Linked DNA regions of Homo sapiens: regions 2 and 3 are each linked to region 1. A link is a contact called in ENCODE Hi-C or POLR2A ChIA-PET data. All regions are on one chromosome and are shown on one strand. Each heading gives the region's core, a stretch centred on a gene start or an enhancer-like site at or near the end of the contact. The rest is flanking DNA. Distances are from core to core; before and after follow the strand shown. Region 1 holds the start of TMEM217B (transmembrane protein 217B). Region 2 holds the start of CCDC167 (coiled-coil domain containing 167). Region 3 overlaps FGD2 (FYVE, RhoGEF and PH domain containing 2).

Region 1 (2,546 bases), core at 24-2,523:
AAACCAGCAAAAAACGCTGACAAGACATTCAAAGGATTCAAAATGCTAATACTAAATCTCATTGTCTGGGAAAATTAGATTGAAAATAAATTCAAGGGTGCAAGATTTATAATAGATTAACAAGGGAAATTAAGGATGTTGGTGGGGCCGGGAGGAGATACATCCTTAACTTTGTGATTCACACGATGGAGCAATACTGTGTCCTTCAAAGAAATGGTATTTGGTAATCTGAGTTGGACAGCTATCATAAACCATTTCCTATATACACTGTTAGCATAGTCAGAAAGTGAGAGTTATGGATTGACATAGGGATTAGATCATTTGAATTTTTAACCCACAGCACAAGTCCTTCAATCGTTTTCAATAAACAGAGGGAGAGGGAGACTCTGATGAACCGTTGCTCACGTGTTGAACAGTTAGCAATCCCGGGCTATCGGGTCCCTGCTGACCTTCCTTCAGAAAAACGAATGGACATGTAAACGGAATGAGGAAAGGAGGGTAATAACCAGAGTGTCATTGAATTGAGAGATGTTAAAAATGGGCCACAACCAACACATGGGCCCTTACTTTTAGGTGAAAGATTCCTATATATAAATACATAGTATGTTCTCTCTTGCCAAGAAATATTAGACTAAGGAACTTCATTCCTCACGAAGAAGATAATCCCCTCTTCCTTCCCATAGGTCCCTTACCTTACCTGCTTCTTCCCTCTCGCGGGTAGGAACTTTGAGCCCCGCCTCTCGGCTCGTCCAAGCTCCGCCTTCCCCGTCCACCTGTGTGCCCAGCCCCTGACGTTACCGGTCGGCTTCAGCGGCCTGCAGGATTCCGGCTCCCAATTGGTCGGCCCGTCCACGGCTTGCGCAGCTCACCAATGGCAGCGGTGCTGGGTGGAGGGGTGCCCACATCCAAGATGGCGTCCCCAGGAGCTGGGAGCGGGTGACCGGCGGCGGGGAAGCGGCCTGGGTTGGCCCTCAGATTGCGGGGTCTGGGGGCATCTCGCCGGGCAAACCCTTGGCCCGCCTACAAGGACTTCCCCCGGCCAGAGCAATGGCCGCTGAGAACAGCAAGCAGTTTTGGAAGAGGAGCGCTAAGCTGCCGGGGAGGTGAGCCCAGGACGCTGAGAGGGATAGGGGATTGGACCAAACCCTTCCAGATCCTAATCCCTGAATCCCGCGGGCCTGGGGCGCCACAGAGGCCAGAAGACTGGTTTGGGGAAGCTGGGACTGCCTGGTGGCGGCAGGGCAGCTGTCAGGCAGCGAAGCGAACAGCGAGCTTTGGGGACGGCTGGATGTGGGTGTAGACCGGGGTCTGGGGGCGGAGGTTTCAGGAGGGGTGACCTCAGCGGGAAGGTGGCCGAAGATTGGGCGTAAAGGGGAGTGGAGTTGGGTGAATAGTCAGTGTCGGCCCTGGTCTCGGAAGTTCCTCCCCAGAGCTGCTTCCCACTCTAATTAGGACTCCCTCTCAGGGGTCTCCACCACGCACAGGTGGTTGGTCGCTCGAGGATGGCCCCTTCCCTTGATCCCTGAGGTCGGCACTTACCCGAAGGATTCCGGTGGGAGTTTGGGGCCGCCTGCCGAGAGGGTTAGGCAGGAAAAGTGAGGACGATTCTCAACCCTGACCTTACTTTATCTTGAGTTGGCCCTTTCCCACTAGGAATTATTACAAGACGACCACAGAATCAGGGTTATTCCTTTGGCATTTTCTAAGGATTTGTCCAACCCCAAGTGACTTCTTCCTCCCCTGCATTGTAATGCACTTCTTGTGCAAATGCACTAAATTCGTTCATTCTTCAGTTGTTTAACTGGAGAGCAGACCCCCTAAGACTACCCCCACCCTCTTTTCGGTGTATGTTGAGACTTTTGGCAAATTATCCATCCATCAATCTACTGTTGGTTTACTGTTTCAGTTTATTTTGGGCAAAGTCCTGAGAAGTATAAGGAAGAGTGTGTATTTCAGTCGTAAATTTAAGATTTCTGCCAGCTACAGTCTACTTGGTGATGAAATTCATGTTTGGTTGTGTCCCCTGTGCTACCTTTTCTAATGGATTCAGGTTTTTTCCTTCTGGGATAATCTTTTGAACTCGTGACTTTTTTTTTTTAAGCGAGAGAGAGATGAGGGTCAGTAGTGGCTAGGTAAGAGCCTTAATTTTTTTTTTTTTTTTAAATGAAATAGAGACAAGGTCTGACTGTGTTGCCAGGGCTGGTCTCTGACTCCTGGCCTCAAGTGATCCTCTTGCCTTGGCCTCCCAAAGTGTTGGGATTACAGGCGTTAGCCACCATGCCCCACCAAGAGTCTTATTTTATTAAGGATTCTAGTAGACATATGGAGAATAGGGTGGAAATCAGCTTTTAGTAATACTTATTAAAGTAATAGAAAGGAATGCAAAGATAACTTCAGATTAAAGTGCTGTGGACTCAACAGTGTTAATATTACTGTTAAAGATGTTCTGTGTTTTTAGGTAAGCACACTTCCTGCCAACTGATTCCTTTTCCTTCCTGGTCTAGTGAGCTCTCTAGTTGTGCTAACTGCTATTCTCTGGGGTTTTC
Region 2 (2,546 bases), core at 28-2,527, 240 kb after region 1:
AAGAGTTCAAGACCAGCCTGGCCAACACGGTGAAACCCCGTCTCTACAAAAATACAAAAATTAGCCAGGCATGGTGGCACGTGCCTGTAATCCCAGCTACTCGGGAGGCTGAGGCACGAGAATCGCTTGAACCCAGAAGGCAGAGTTTACAGTGAGCCGAGATCACGCCACTGCACTTCAGCCTGGACAACAGAGCGAGACTCTGTCTTAAAAAAAAAAAAGCAGATTCCTTGTTAAGAATGCACATCAAAGTCCTACTGAATTACTCGGGGTGTGGGAAGAGTTCAACTCTCCATTTTTAACAAGCCCTGTGACTCTATGCATGCTAAAGTTTGAGAATCACTGAACTCACTAGTAAGCCTGAAGAAGACTATGACCCTGTACCTCTCCTGCAACCTCCGGGAGGATGCCCTAAGGGAAGGAAAACAGGGGAAGCAAGATGAATTTCCAGGAAGACCACCTGTGCTTGATTCCCAGGCTCCACCACTTCCACCATCTCAGCCTGGGTTCCACCTGGAACCTCAATTTCCTCATCTGTACAAACCTCACAGGCTTGCAGTGAGGATTAACAATGCAATGAAAGTAGCACATAGCGGTTGCTCAGTATGTATGTTTTCTTTCCCTTCTATATGCAGCAAATTATTTTTAAGCCATTCAGTGACATCACCAATTCCAGAATTCTCTTTACATATTCCCAAAGTAATTTTGAAGGTACAAGCTTCCATACTCCGGAGGAAAAATTTCCCCTTTTAGAGGATATTTAAACCATTAATAATATACACCAGAATGGGCTCCCTCATCTTTGAGTCCTAGCCCTTTGGGAGTTCTCCTTAGATTCTACAGGTCCCTATTTCTCTGGGGTCTCCCTCACCTCTGTACCCATCCCTTTTGTTCTGTGTCCCCCGCTTTGAGTTCCCTCACTTCTATGCCAGGCCGTCTTTGGGGCTCCCCTTCACTTCCATGTCTCTTCCTCTCTGGAGATGCCCTCTCCAGAGAGTCTGGTTCGCCCATCCGGCACCTCCTCGGGCTCCCTGTCCTCCGGGAACCCCGTGGGCCTTCTCACCCCTCCCGTCCCTCTCCCCAAACCGCGTCGCCCTCTCATCCTACGCTTGGCTCCTCCTCCTATCTATAGCCCAGCCTATCCCTTATCCCGCGGCCAGGAGAAGGCAACTAACGAGGTGGCCCAACCCCCACTTTTCCCCTCACCTCTAGAGCGACGCCCAGATTCTCCCGCTTCTTTTTAGTCATGTTACTTGCCGGGATCCCCCAGTCATCACTGGACGCGCCCACCAAGTCGCTATGTGCGCATGCTCAAGTCTTCGTGCTTCTCCCTCATTGGCCACCGAGTCAGCGGGAGGTGGGGCTGCTGCCGTCGCCATCTTGTTGAGGGGCGCGGCCGGCTTGGTGCGGACATGTTTATGAGGGGCAACCTCTAGCTTGAGACCTCAGCCTAGATGGGTGGAGGGTGGAAAAGTCGGTACAGGGAGGCAGAATGTACAGCCCGGGAGTAGACCTGCCCCTTTCTTCCCCAGTTTTAAGCCGCTTTGCATCACTGAGAGCCTTTTTTAACCCCATGTTCTCTTTCAGTGTGTTTTGTGTTTCAGCAACAACCCCGTCCCTGTTTAGGCCACGCCCCCCATTCAAAGTCTGTCCATCCTTCAAGGCCGGTGCTGGAGCCTTGAGCTTCTCGGCCAATGGAATCTGATAATGGCCCTCTATTGTTATTTCTCCTTTGTGTCTTGACTTCTTTTTTTTTTTTTTTTTGGTTTGTTTTATTGTAAGAACAACCTACAAACATCACAGAAAACATATAACTGAGAAGCAGCATCCTTTATTCTACCAACTTTATCAGTTCCTCTTTGCTTCTGTTTATTCCTCCCAGGCTTGGCCTCACACACAGTATTTTACATTGTTGTAATCGTACTATACTGTACACCATAGACCCACGGCCTTTGAAATGTTTTGACTGTGACCCTACGATAAAAAAATGTATTTTATACCATGGCCCAGTTACCCATGAAACCAAAACCAAAGTTTCACAGTAAGTACCTTTACCTCCTGTAATGCACTCTGTTATTTTGTATTCTTGCCTATTTAATTAAAAAAAAACAAAGTCGGGCACGGTGGCTCAGGCCTGTAATCCTGTGTCTGGAGTTGGTTCCTTCAGGTGGGTTCTTGGTCTCACTGACTTCACGGTGAGTGTTACAGCTCTTAAAGGTAGCACGGACCCAGAGAGTGAGCAGCAGCAGGATTTATTGTGAAGAGCAAAAGAACAAAGCTCCCACATCATGGAAGGGGACCTGAGTGGGTTGCCACTGTTGACTGGGGGATGGCCAGCTTTTATTCCCTTATTTGTCCCCTGTTACAGAGCACTGACTGGTCCATTTTACAGAGTGCTGATTGGTGCATTTACAGTCCTTTAGCTAGACACAGAGTGCTGATTGGTGCATTTTTACAGAGTGCAGATTGGTGCATTTACAATCCTTTAGCTAGACACAGAGCGCTGATTGGTGCGTTTTTACAGAGCACTGACTGGTGCATTTACA
Region 3 (2,546 bases), core at 30-2,529, 230 kb before region 1:
CCACCCTGAACCCAGCTCCTGCCACAGACTGACCCTGTGGCCTCAGTGACCCACTGCCCCAAGTGGTGCTTTCAGAGAATTGATTCAGCCATCTGCGCCCAGGCCACGTGTCCCGATCTGGGATTAGAAAATATGGGTCCATTCCTTTCTAGAAAGGGGACAACCAAGTGTCTCAGTTTGCCTTGCGGGGAGGGGGCTCCTGGGCCATGGGACTTCCAGTGCTAAAACTGGGAAAGCCCCAGGTAACCCCGGACTGGTGGTCACCATAGTATGGTTTTTCATTTGTATCTCCTGGGGAGCTTTTAAAGAGTACTGGTGAAAAACACATAGTAAATTAATTTTAAAAATGTAAAAAACAATGCCTGTACTGAAGTACCACCACCGATTTAAATGGGCTGAGTTGGGGGAGGCATGGGGTCTTTTTTTTTTTTTTTTTGAGACAGAGTCTTACTCTGTTTCCCAGGCTGGAGTGCACAAACATGGCTCACTACAGCCTCGCTCTCCCGGGCTCCAGTGATCCTCCCGCCTCAGCCTCCCAAGTAGCTGGGATTATAGGTGTGTGCCACTGTGCCAAGCTAATTTTTTTATTTTTTGTAGAGATGGGATTTCACCATGTTACTCAGGCTGGTCTCAAACTCCCAGCCTCAAGCGATGCTCCCACCTCCACCTCCCAAAGTGCTGGGATTACAGGCGTGAGCCACCATACCTGGCGCATGCATATTTTTTAAGAGTACCCACTGGAGTCTAATATATAGCCTGGGTTACCTGGGATGAAGAATAAAGAGAGCAAACTACCACAACCAATGGTTGAGCCCCTGTCAAGTGCCAGTCATGATAGTAGTAATAATAATAATAAACATCTATTGGACCAGGCTCTGTGCAAGGTGTTTTATGTGGATTATGTCATTTTACCATCCAGAGTTATCCCCATTTCCAGATGAAGACACCGACTCAGAGAGGTTTAGTAATTGGCTCAATTGGTCATGTAGCTCGTAGATGCCAGAGCCAGGTTTTAACCCGGTGAACTAAGGTCAAAGCTCTTTCTATCATGGAGCAGAACAATAAGACAAGCAGAGAGGGGAGGAGAGTGAGGAGAAGCAAAAGAGAGGGAAAGAGAGTGAAGAAGCTGGGAAGACAAGAGAGAAAGGTGAATGGTGGGAGGAAGGGTGACGGGAGGAGCATCCCTGTCCCCTCATCCCCACCTCGCTGGTGGGTGAGGATGCTTTTTCATAAGAGACCACCAGGGGGTGGCAGTGGTCAGCAGGCCACATGCAGTGGCCCCAGCAGTGGCCAGAACACCCTCAGCTGCTCTCAGCAGGTCCAGCCATTGCTGGGCTCTGCCCTGAAAGGAGGAAGCATGGATGAGTCACAGGTTTTTGTCCCATCACAGGCCCAGCAGCTTTGCCTGCCTCCAACCTGAGGCCACTTCCCTCCTGTAGGGTGTTTGTTTGTTTATTTGAGACAGGGTTTTGCTCTGTCATCCAGGCTGGAGTGCAGTGGTGTGATCAGAGCCCACTGGAACCTTGACCTTCTGGGTTTAAGCTATCCTCCTTCCTCAGCCTCCTGAGTATCTAGAAGCACAGGTGCACGCCACCACATCCAGCTAATTTTTAAAATTTTTGTAGAGATGGGGTCTCACTATATTGCCCAGACTGACCTCAAACTCCTGAGCTCAAGCAATCCTCCTGCCTTGGCCTCCTAAAGTGTTGGCATTATAGGCATGAGCCACCATGCCCGGACAGCATCAGCATTTTATTTATTTTTTATTTTTATTTTTATTTTTGAGATGGAGTCTGTCACTCTGTCACCCAGGCTGGAGTGCAGTGACGCCATCTTGGCTCACTGCAACCTCTGCCTCCCAGGTTCAAGTGATTCTCCTACCTCAACCTTCCAAGTAGCTGGGATTACAGGCGTGCGCCACCATGCCCGGCTAATTTTTGTATTTTTAGTAGAGACGGGGTTTCACCATATTGGCCAGGCTGGTCTCAAACTCCTGAACTCCGGTGATCCACCCATCTCAGCCTCCCAAAGTACTGGGATTACAGGCATGAGCCACTGCACCTGGCCTGCATCAGCATTTTAAAACTCGCCAATGATGCTGAAGGCAGCTGGCTCGGTGACAGCAGAGTCGATTCTGCAGCACTGATACCTAAGCTTTTCCAGGGGTTTAATCTGAGTGGGAGTATGGAGAGTGGCTTCACTGTGGAGCAAAATGAGGTAGCCGTCAGGAGAGGGAAGCGAGGGCACACAACCTTTGTGCTGTCATTGTTAGGTTTACTGAGGTGTAATTTACAGACTGTAAAATCCACCCTTATTAGTATATTTTCTAAGTTTTGGCAGAAGAGTACAGTCATACAGCTACCACCACAATCCCCCTATAAGTGTCCCCATGCCACCCTTTGTAGTCAACCCACACCCCTACTCCTTGCCTCTGGTAACCATTGATCTGTTTCTGACTGATAATTTTGCCTTTTCCAGATGTCATTTAAATGGAACCATAGCTTTTTAAGCCTGGCTTCCTTTACTCAGCATTATATATTTGAGAT

Evidence for each region. Hi-C counts contacts between places; a loop is a spot of excess contacts on that map. ChIA-PET counts read pairs that join two places held with the same protein, here RNA polymerase II (POLR2A). Pooled maps may share reads with other maps.
Region 2: a loop to region 1 is called in a map of CD8-positive, alpha-beta T cell, with 6 times the contacts of the local background. The contact joins the promoter of CCDC167 here to the promoter of TMEM217B in region 1. A Hi-C loop is called at or near these places in 1 of 168 maps with a recorded cell type or tissue (CD8-positive, alpha-beta T cell) and 9 of 50 pooled maps. POLR2A ChIA-PET finds 5 or more read pairs at or near these places in 2 of 52 experiments (H1 and activated T-cell).
Region 3: a loop to region 1 is called in a map of endothelial cell of umbilical vein, with 12 times the contacts of the local background. The contact joins the enhancer-like site here to the promoter of TMEM217B in region 1. A Hi-C loop is called at or near these places in 1 of 168 maps with a recorded cell type or tissue (endothelial cell of umbilical vein) and 8 of 50 pooled maps. POLR2A ChIA-PET finds 5 or more read pairs at or near these places in 8 of 52 experiments (GM12878, HepG2, MCF 10A and 4 more).

The regions. Positions count from the first base shown.
Region 1 is chr6:37,256,871-37,259,416 of GRCh38, forward strand. TMEM217B (transmembrane protein 217B) reads right to left here and starts at 1,274. Exons shown (of 2, transcript NM_001395378.1): 1 at 698-1,274. TMEM217 (transmembrane protein 217) reads right to left here and starts at 1,274. Exons shown (of 3, transcript NM_001286401.2): 1 at 698-1,274. TBC1D22B (TBC1 domain family member 22B) reads left to right here and starts at 902. Exons shown (of 13, transcript NM_017772.4): 1 at 902-1,103. The coding sequence starts at 1,048. RefSeq lists a silencer at 733-862 and enhancers at 963-1,022, 1,123-1,182, 1,269-1,904.
Region 2 is chr6:37,498,616-37,501,161 of GRCh38, forward strand. It overlaps CCDC167 (coiled-coil domain containing 167), which reads right to left and starts at 1,278. Exons shown (of 4, transcript NM_138493.3): 1 at 1,207-1,278. The coding sequence starts at 1,248. RefSeq lists an enhancer at 1,271-1,470.
Region 3 is chr6:37,028,197-37,030,742 of GRCh38, forward strand. It overlaps FGD2 (FYVE, RhoGEF and PH domain containing 2), which reads left to right. Exons shown (of 16, transcript NM_173558.4): 16 at 1-873. Among named protein-coding and RNA genes, the nearest start is that of FGD2, 24 kb to the left of the region's middle. RefSeq lists an enhancer at 1,447-1,526. Within about 2 kb of position 1,280, at least 5 of the 41 ENCODE cell types and tissues checked have a DNase peak (open chromatin) inside an H3K27ac peak, as active enhancers do.